Linked DNA regions of Homo sapiens: all the other regions are linked to region 1. Evidence: chromatin contacts called from ENCODE Hi-C or POLR2A ChIA-PET data. All regions are on one chromosome and are shown on one strand. Each heading gives the region's core, a stretch centred on a gene start or an enhancer-like site at or near the end of the contact. The rest is flanking DNA. Distances are from core to core; before and after follow the strand shown. Region 1 holds the start of ZC3H14 (zinc finger CCCH-type containing 14). Region 2 holds the start of NRDE2 (NRDE-2, necessary for RNA interference, domain containing). Region 3 holds the start of PSMC1 (proteasome 26S subunit, ATPase 1).

Evidence for each region. A loop is a pair of places that touch in the nucleus more often than their neighbours do. ChIA-PET counts read pairs that join two places held with the same protein, here RNA polymerase II (POLR2A). Pooled maps may share reads with other maps.
Region 2: a loop to region 1 is called in a map with no recorded cell type, with 5 times the contacts of the local background. The contact joins the promoter of NRDE2 here to the promoter of ZC3H14 in region 1. A Hi-C loop is called at or near these places in 1 of 37 single-sample maps with no recorded cell type and 7 of 50 pooled maps. POLR2A ChIA-PET finds 5 or more read pairs at or near these places in 1 of 52 experiments (A673).
Region 3: a map of naive thymus-derived CD4-positive, alpha-beta T cell shows a loop between it and region 1 (15-fold over the local background). The contact joins the promoter of PSMC1 here to the promoter of ZC3H14 in region 1. A Hi-C loop is called at or near these places in 3 of 168 maps with a recorded cell type or tissue (ascending aorta, gastrocnemius medialis and naive thymus-derived CD4-positive, alpha-beta T cell), 1 of 37 single-sample maps with no recorded cell type and 13 of 50 pooled maps.

The regions. Positions count from the first base shown.
Region 1 is chr14:88,561,522-88,564,425 of GRCh38, reverse strand. ZC3H14 (zinc finger CCCH-type containing 14) reads right to left here and starts at 1,389. Exons shown (of 17, transcript NM_024824.5): 1 at 1,257-1,389; 2 at 733-775. The coding sequence starts at 1,292. RefSeq lists a silencer at 891-1,600.
Region 2 is chr14:90,330,566-90,333,469 of GRCh38, reverse strand. NRDE2 (NRDE-2, necessary for RNA interference, domain containing) reads left to right here and starts at 1,529. Exons shown (of 14, transcript NM_017970.4): 1 at 1,529-1,629. The coding sequence starts at 1,566. RefSeq lists a silencer at 1,296-1,445 and an enhancer at 1,596-1,775.
Region 3 is chr14:90,255,036-90,257,939 of GRCh38, reverse strand. It overlaps PSMC1 (proteasome 26S subunit, ATPase 1), which reads right to left and starts at 1,387. Exons shown (of 11, transcript NM_002802.3): 1 at 1,340-1,387. The coding sequence starts at 1,342. RefSeq lists enhancers at 684-1,211, 1,097-1,336, 1,212-1,741.

The DNA.
Region 1 (2,904 bases), core at 140-2,639:
CAGTTTCCTTGTTTACACAGTCAAAGATACTGCCACTTACCTTCCAGGATTCTCGTAGGGATTATCCTGAGTTAATACATATACAATAGTTAAGCACAGTACCTGACCCAGAGTAAACACTCAAATTATAAAAGAATAAAGAGACGGAAAAAGCCTTACTGTTTCAGAGAGAGAGGGAAAACATAAAGAGATCGGAAAATAAAACTCACTGAACCATTACAGAAGCAAATGCCAGAAAGCATCAAACATTCACATCCAACATCAGAGTTCTAAAAACAAATGTCAAGAGGAAAGTAACAAGAATAGGAAACTTTAAACAGGCATGGTGGCTCACACCAGTAATCCCCGCACTCCCAGCACCTAGGGAGGCTAAGGTCAGATAATTGCTTGAGCCCAGGAGTTAAGACCAGCCTGGGCAACGTAGCGAGACCCGTCCCTAGAATTTAAAATGAGAGAGAGAGAGAATAGGAAAAACATAAAATAAAATTCGGTCAAACAGAGCCTTAACGGAGGAAACTAAATTTCAAAACACCATAACAGAAGGAGGTTTGGGAGAAAAAAAACAAGGTTGCAAAAAGATGATAAAGAAGTAACCAGGGAGTATAAGATTTGAAGAAGGTAGAAGGGAGTCTCTCCCAATGTCCAAAGTACGGTGAGAAATACGCATTCACTAAAATTCTATTAGCTGCAAACTCTAAATTCTGTAAGACTAACAACCAAAAAAACACTTACCAACATAAGCTCCTAATTCTTGTAATTTCCCCTTAATGGCACTCTGAGAGAAAAAGAGCAAACGTGCATGTGAGAAAGGCGGCTCTAGGAAAACAAGACCGGACTCTGCAGCGGCTGAGGCCACTTTGCTGGTGCGCGCACCTCGGATCCCCCGGGCGGGGGCTGGGAGGAGCCTCGCCTGCACCGCCCCCCACCCCGCACCCCACTCCAGCTCCAGCCCCAGCCCCGCGGCGCCCACCTCCCGCAGCGGATCCAAAGCGGCGCCGTGCGCCGCGGTGGTGGCTCCAGCCGGGCCTGCGCCTGTCCTTCCATTTCCCGGCGGCTACTTCAGCCGCAGCCACGCTCCGAGGCCGCAAATGTCCCCAGGGCCGAGGCGGCCTGGACGAGGAGGAGCCGCAGCCCGCCAGGAGCGTCCAGCGGAGGCCAGGCCGCGGCGTCCACCCGGGCCCACAGTCCCCGTTACTCCTGACAACCGCCCGCTCGCCGAGACCTGGCTTCCCACCCCCGACCGGCACGGGCCTCACCCGGATCTTGCGGCTGATCTCGGTGCCGATCTCCATGGCTCTGCGGCGTGCGGGAACTCAGCACTGCGCGGCGCTTGGCTTACCCGGAGGCTGCCGCGGACTCCTACCCCGCAGCCGGGACACCACCGCCTCCTCCTCCGTTCCGCCCCCGGCCGCGCACACGGCGTATCCCCGCCCCGGCCGGCACTGCGCGCCGGAGTGAACGCGCATGCGCCCGTGTCCGCGCCTGCGCACGCCTTCTACCCGCGAAACCTGTGCTCAGGCAAGGAGGGCGGCGGCGTGCGCGTGCGGGTGGTCTTGCAGCTCCGCCTCCCGGGCACCTCGGGGACCTTTCGTTAGTCTCTCTGCTGGCCCTCCGCTTATTCATTTTATTCTCTCTTGGATGGTAAGAATGAATTAAATGTGTAGCAGAAAGATCTTGGGCTGTGATATGAGACGCGAGTTCAAATCCAGCCCTCACTTACTGTCAGTATGGTATCGGTCCAGGTATTTCAACTTTTCTTACCTGTAAAATGGAGTCTGCCCATTAGAGGTTGCACTGCAATTACCCTTGAAGGGAAAATGGACTATCCAGAGCAACAGAGCCAATCCGTCAACTCTTTGACTCTGCAGTACACTGGCCCTCCTGGGTTTGGTTCTGCCTTCCTTCTTCCAGGGCCACCCGTGGCCTCTCCCCGAGACGAATCCCATCCTCCTGCTTCTCTGAACACCCTCCGTGGGACAACACTTTTGTTCTTAGGACTTAAGTTGTCAACTCTGTGCTGATAATGACCGAATTTTCCATCAGCCTTGAATTCTCACACAAACCCCACTCCCAAATTCTAAGTAACTACTCTTATTTTCTCCCAACTCAGCGCTTAGACAGAAGTCGCCTTCATCTCCCCTTCCTCCACTCAATAGGTTACTACTGTTGATTCCCCTATTTGTATCAATAGCCGAATTCTCCCTATCCCTGATCACAAAACCTGGGAAACAGAGGAAGCACAGAGAGGTCTCCTTTCTCCCTCATATCCACTAATTCCTGAGAGTGGTCTCTGTTATCCATTGCTGCATAACAGATGACCACAAATTTAGCAGCTTAAAACACAAACGTTTATCATCTCATGGTTTCCGTGGGTCAACCTCACTGGGTCCTCTGCTCAGGGTCTCACAAGGCTACAATCGTGTCAGGCAGGCTGTATTCTCATCTGGAGGCTTGACTGAGGAGGAATCTATGTTCAGGCTCATTCAGGTTGTTAGCAAGAATTCATTTCTGGCTGAGTGCGGTGGCTCATGCCTGTAATCCCAGCAGTTTGGGAGGCTTAGGCTGGCGGATCACTTGAGACCAGGAGTTCGTGACCAGCCTGGGCAACATGGCAAAAACATGTCTCTTCAAAAGTACAAAAAATTAGCTGGGCGTGGTGGCATGCACTTCTAGTCTCAGCTAGTTGGGAAGCCGAGAGGGGAGGATTGCTTGAGCCTGGGAGGCAGAGGTTGCAGTGAGCCAAGATCATGCCACTACAGCCTTGATGAGAGAGTGAGACCCTGTCTCAGGAAAAAAAAAAATAATTCATTTCCTTGTGGCTTTATGAGTAAGGACCCAGATTTTTTTCTGGCTATCATCTGGAAGCCACTCTCAAGTCCTAGAGGCTGCCCACAGTTCTTTGCC
Region 2 (2,904 bases), core at 280-2,779, 1.8 Mb before region 1:
TTATGCAGGTCTGCAGACTTCATCAGAGTCCATCCATTCCTTGATTAGATGATTACATTTGCATCTCTGGTTTATAATGTATTTCCTAACTAAAGATCTTTAACTCCCTAGGATCCCAATAAATATATCTTCATTTACCTATCTATTTTCACTTGCAAATATTTCAGTATATATCTCTAATATATAAGAACTTTAAAAAGTAATCTCAGGCTGGGTTGGGGGGTGCTCAGGCACAGGCACCCAGCACTTTGGGAGGCAGAGGGGGGCAGATCGCTTGAGCCCAGGAGTTCGAGACCAGCCTGGGCAACATGGTGAAACCCTGTCTCTATTAAAAAAAAAAAAATTAAGCCAGACATGGTGGTGTATGCCTGTGGTTCCAGCCACTTGGGAGGCTGAGGTGAGGGGATTGCTTGAATCGAGGAGTTCGAAGCTGCAGTGAGCAGAGATCGTACCACTACACTCCAGCCTGGGTGGCAGAAGGAGACCTTGTCTCAAAATAAATAAATAAGGGTCACCTCAGTGACATAAGTACTTTAGTACATCTAACAGAATTCACAAGAATTACTTGTGAATTGCTTGTACTCTGCCTACCTTCTTATTTCTCCATCTATCTTAAAAAGGTCTTTTTACAGTTTGTCCAATCAGAATTATAATGAGGCCACAAATATGTTGTATTTGCTTGATGTGTCTGTAAGATCTTCGTATCTATTACAATCTCCTGCCCTCTTAAAGCCCTTGATATGTTAAGGAAGCACGGTTGTTTTCTATAATTTCCCATATTCTAGATTTGGCTAATTGTTTCTTGGTAGTACAAAGTCTTCTAAGTTGTTCCTTTACTCTCTATATTTCTGGTAGCAAGTGTGATTAGATTTTGGGTGGGAGGAACCGGGGTCAAGAATGCTTCACAGACAGGTATTTCCTAACTATCAAAGACCCTTGAACTTGATGGGACTTTCCATTTTTCCTTGTTCTGGGGTATTTAATATGGTAACCTGATTGAAGTTCGGATATCTCACATGACTTTGAGCCGAACTTGCAGTCGTAATTCACATAATAGCTAACACATATTAAGTGCTTTTCATGGGCCGGACTCAATGCTAGGCCCTTTATAAATATGTTCATTTAATCTTCTCAATATTTTGCAGATAAGGAAAGTAATGCTTAGAGCGTTTAAGTTGACCCAGTTAGCAAGGATGGTGTGAATTTAGGGGTCGAACTGGAATCCCAATTTCCTTAGTCCCTTTCGCGGTCAACAATTCCCTTCTCCGGTTTTCGCAGTTCCGGTTCTCACAGGGTCCCAACCACTAGGAACCCGTCACTCCTCGCTCCGCCCCCCTTGGCCCCGCCCCACCCTGCTTTGCCCTGCCTCTCCCTGCCCCGCCGCGCCCCAGTCCCTTGACGACCCTCCTCTCTGGGCCCCGCCCCTCCCGCTTCGGGGTCAAGCCCCAGAGAGCGCCGCGAAAACCACATTTCCCAGAGTGCACCGCGACGGCAGGGGTCCTCAGACCGGCGCTCGCTCGCCGGCGCCATCCCTATAGAGAAGAACGGAGGTACGGCCTGTGGTCATGGCGCTGTTCCCAGCCTTTGCGGGGCTTAGTGAGGCTCCCGATGGCGGGAGCTCCAGGAAAGGTAAGCACACAAACGAGCCGAAGAAGGCACCTGGGGGGCTTAAGAGGCTGTTTCTCGGGCCCAGGTCTAGACTTTTGCTTTGGATTTGTGTATCCATTTGTATCCCAGAGTTCTCCGCGGCGCTGCAAAGCCTTCTGGGAAAGGCTCAATCCCTCCGAGGTCTGGGGCCCAGAGGCCTGTTCTGGACCAAGGTTGTAGAGTTATGGAGGGGTGGAGAAAGACCAGCAGATGCCCTGGAGCTGGGACTTCTGTACGATGTTGTTAGGTCCTGTTCTTCTTTTCGAGCCTCAGTTACTTCATCTTTAAATTGGGAATAATGATACTCGACATCTCGAGGAAACCCTTGATGCAAATGCAGAATGTTTTTATTACATATTACTTCCTTTCCTGTTATACTTATTTCTGAAATGCTTATTAGATTGGTATTACTTAGCGGCCTAGAGCTAGGGGATTAGTATCCAAAACCTAATCAGTTTCTCTCTGGAGGGGCACAGCACCCAGTGAAAATAACTAACATTTATTCTTGAGGGCCTAGTGTGTATCAGGTTATGGCTTTACACATTTTACTTAAGTCCCAGACATTTCCAGCAGAGCTGCATTGTTCAAAATTGGGGTACATAGTTCATTTAAGAAGTAATTAATCCTGGCCAGGAGCAGTGGCCCACACCTGTAGGTGGAAGGATAGTTTGAGCCCGGGAGTTCATGACCATCATGATCAACATAGCGAGACTCCTGTCTCTTAAAAAAAAAGCCAGGCGTGGTGGTGCACACCTATAGTATCAGCTCCTCAGGAGGCTGAGGTAGGAGGATTGCTTGAGCCCAGAAGTTTGAGGCCGCAGTGAGCCATGATCGTGCCGCTGCATCCTGCCCTGGGGTGGGGGGACCTTGTCTCTAAAAAAAAAAGAAAAAAAAGTAATTCTAAATTATGTGCCATATGTGACAGGGCGCAATTGAGTCTTACCTGTCTGTTATATCCTCTAATATAGTTCCTACACTTTCTGTAACGTTTCTCCTAATTTTTTTTTTTTTTTTTGAGACAGGGTCTCACTCTGTTGCCCAGGCTGGAGTACAGTGGCACTGTCATAACTCACTGCCGCCTCAGACTCCTGGGCTTAACTTCCTGCCTCAGCCTCATGAATAGCTGGAACTACTGGTGTGCACCACCAGGCCTGGCTAATTTTTTTTAATATTTAGTAGAGACGAGGTCTCACTGTGTTGACCAGGCTGGTCTCGAACTCCTGAGCTCAAGCGATTCTCTATCTGAGCCTCCCAAAG
Region 3 (2,904 bases), core at 138-2,637, 1.7 Mb before region 1:
TTGGTACATGCTTAGAATACTACCCAGAAATCCGTATAAGACCTCTATGAGGCCGGGCGCGGTGGCTCACGCCTGTAATCCCAACACTTTGGGAGGCCGAGGCGGGCGGATCATAAGGTCAGGAGTTCAGGACCAGCCTGGCCAACAGAGTGAAACGCCGTCTCTACAAAAATACAAAAATTAGCCGGGCGTAGTGGCGGGCGCCTATAGTCGCAGCTACTTGGAAGGCTAAGGCAGGAGAATCGCTTGAACCCGGGAGGCGGAGATCGCGCCACTGCACTCCAGCCTGGACGACAGACCAAGACTCCGTCTCAAAAAAATAAAAATTAAAATTAAAATAAAAAAGACCTCTATGAGATCTGGCCTTCTTGCCGTTCATGATACAGGTTAAACATTCCCATCTCAGGTCCTTTGCACTTGCTGTATCTTCTGCCTTGACCACATTTCCCTCAGACATCTGCAGGGGTTACTCCCTCAATTTCGGTCCGCTCAAATTTCACCTCCTCAGAGCTACCTTCGCTGACTCTATAAAAAGCAGCCACTCCTCCAAGCTATCCCTTTCTATACAATAACCATACAACAATGACCACCCCACCCCTGACATCATATTACATATTTCTGATGATTGTCTGCCTTCTGCTCTAGAATGTACGCACTATGAAGGCAGGGACTTCAATCAATCCTCAGTGTCTACAACAGAAGCTAGCCAAAAGTTTAACAACAACAACAAAACACCAAGTGCTCAGTAAATACTTGTTTAGTGAATTGATGAATAAATGCTAGCTGTTTTTATTATTACTACTGCACCACGGGCCCTTTCCGTCTTAGCTCCGCCTGTCATAACAACGTCTTTAAGGCCTCCTTCAAATGCCCCCAGCTCCGAAAGGCCTTCCACGACTCCGCGCTCAACTCCTCAGGTGGAATGAATCCCACCCTCTTCTCCAGCACCCTTCACCTGCCCGACTCAAAAAGCATTTTTCCCGGTGACTCGAGGAGGCGCCCCCGAAACTCCCAGCGCCGATCAGCAAAGCCCTGGTCGGCGGAGCAGCAAAGCCAGCGGCCTGATCCGTTCTGCCGCCCCACAAGACCACGCAGGAGACCCTCTCTCTGCTCTGAGCCCCGGCCCCAGGATCCCCGGGCAAGGCCCGTTGGTCGGCCCCGGCCCGCGGTGGACATGAGCGCGGTCTCTGGGAGCCTCCACCCGCCGAGAAGATCAGGCCGGCAAAAGGAGAAGAGGGCTGTCCCAGTTCCTCGGGCAGCCGCCTCTTTCTCTCGCCTCAGGCTGCTGAGACCCCATCGCACCGCGACGACCAGCGGAAAGAAACCCTTAGTCACTCACCATCTTGCCTTGGCCACTTGAGCTGCCGCTGCCGGAAGTTCCTCCACCACTGCGGCCCGCCAGAGGCGGAAGTCGTTAGGGACGCTACGGAAGCTGATAGGAACCAAATTCTGCGCTGACCAAGTTGTGCTCCAAGGGCTTGTGCGGGCGGTCTAGGGCAACGCAGCAGTTTATAAGCATAAAGTGAACTTTATAAATATTTTACTTGAAAGAAATTTTTGAATACCCGTTATGAGGCGCTTGTCAACAACTTAAGACAATGACCCCTACTGTCAAAGAATTAGGACAATCGTGAAAATATAAAATATTTAAATTATGCAAAATTTATAACTGGGAAGAACTTTATGGTTCTAAAAACTGGAATGGTATTTGGAACTGGGAAGTTGACATATACATTTGCACAAATATTTCAGTTATTATTCAGCTTCTGGAATTTAACCTGCACATCTGGGAGTATGTGTGTAACGAGTCTTCTAAACCTGTCTTTTTCTGATGACCTGTGACTTGTGATGATGCCAAATGTCTTAAATTCCTCATCTTGAAGCTGATTGGTAAAGTTCCTCATTTGTTACACCCTCCAGGACATCAGAAAAATGGCAACAATCCCTTCTGTTTCTGGAAATTTCATTAACAAGTGCTCAAAATACTGCATCTTTCTGAACTGGAGAAATGGATGATTTTTTTTCTGCTCCAGATTGATTTAGGGATTTTAGTTGTGAAACACTAAAAATATTTCCCTTATGAACACACAACAGGTATACTTCTTCCTTTTCATCATCACTGCAACACGGTAATAGAAAGTCTTAGCACTATCGACCTCTGTTAACAAATCTGGCATCTAGTGTACATGACACATGAAATCACACGATAGGACAGTATCACACATAGGATAGAGATGGTGAAACTCCCATCTCTACTAAAAATACAAAAATTAGTCGGGCATCATCGTGGGCATCTGTAATCCCAGCTGCTTGGGAGGTCGAGTCATGAGAATCTCTCGAACCTGGGAGGCGACGGTTGCAGTGAGATCACGCCCCTGCACTCCAGTCTAGGTGACAGAGCGAGACTCTGTCTCAAAAAAAAAAATTAATAAAAATTTAAAAAACAAAATAAATATCCTTTCCCTAATGCATTTTACAAGAAACAAGTAAATAGTAAAATATATAGTATGCCACATAGTGGTAAATGCCATAGGAAAAATTAATGCCTAGGAAAAATGCCTAGGATTAGGAGCATGCAGCAGTGGTGGGTGATTTTAACTTTAAATTGGATGATACTTGAGCAAAAGCCCGTAAGGCATGAAGGAGTAAGCTATTCAGATATCTGGTGGAAGAGCTTTCTAGGTAGAGGGAACAGCCAGGGCAGAGGCCCTGCAGTAGAAGCTGCAGAGGATGGAGATTAGAGACACCATATAGTGAAGAAGTCAGAAACAGGCACATAACTCCCAGTGGAAGCTCAGCGGTTAAAGGCGAGTCAATAGAACCCAGTAATGAAGAGAGTAGCCAACGTTGGCATCAGACTTTCCTATTGTGGCTGTAGGAAGTGACATAAAGTAAGCAGAAAAT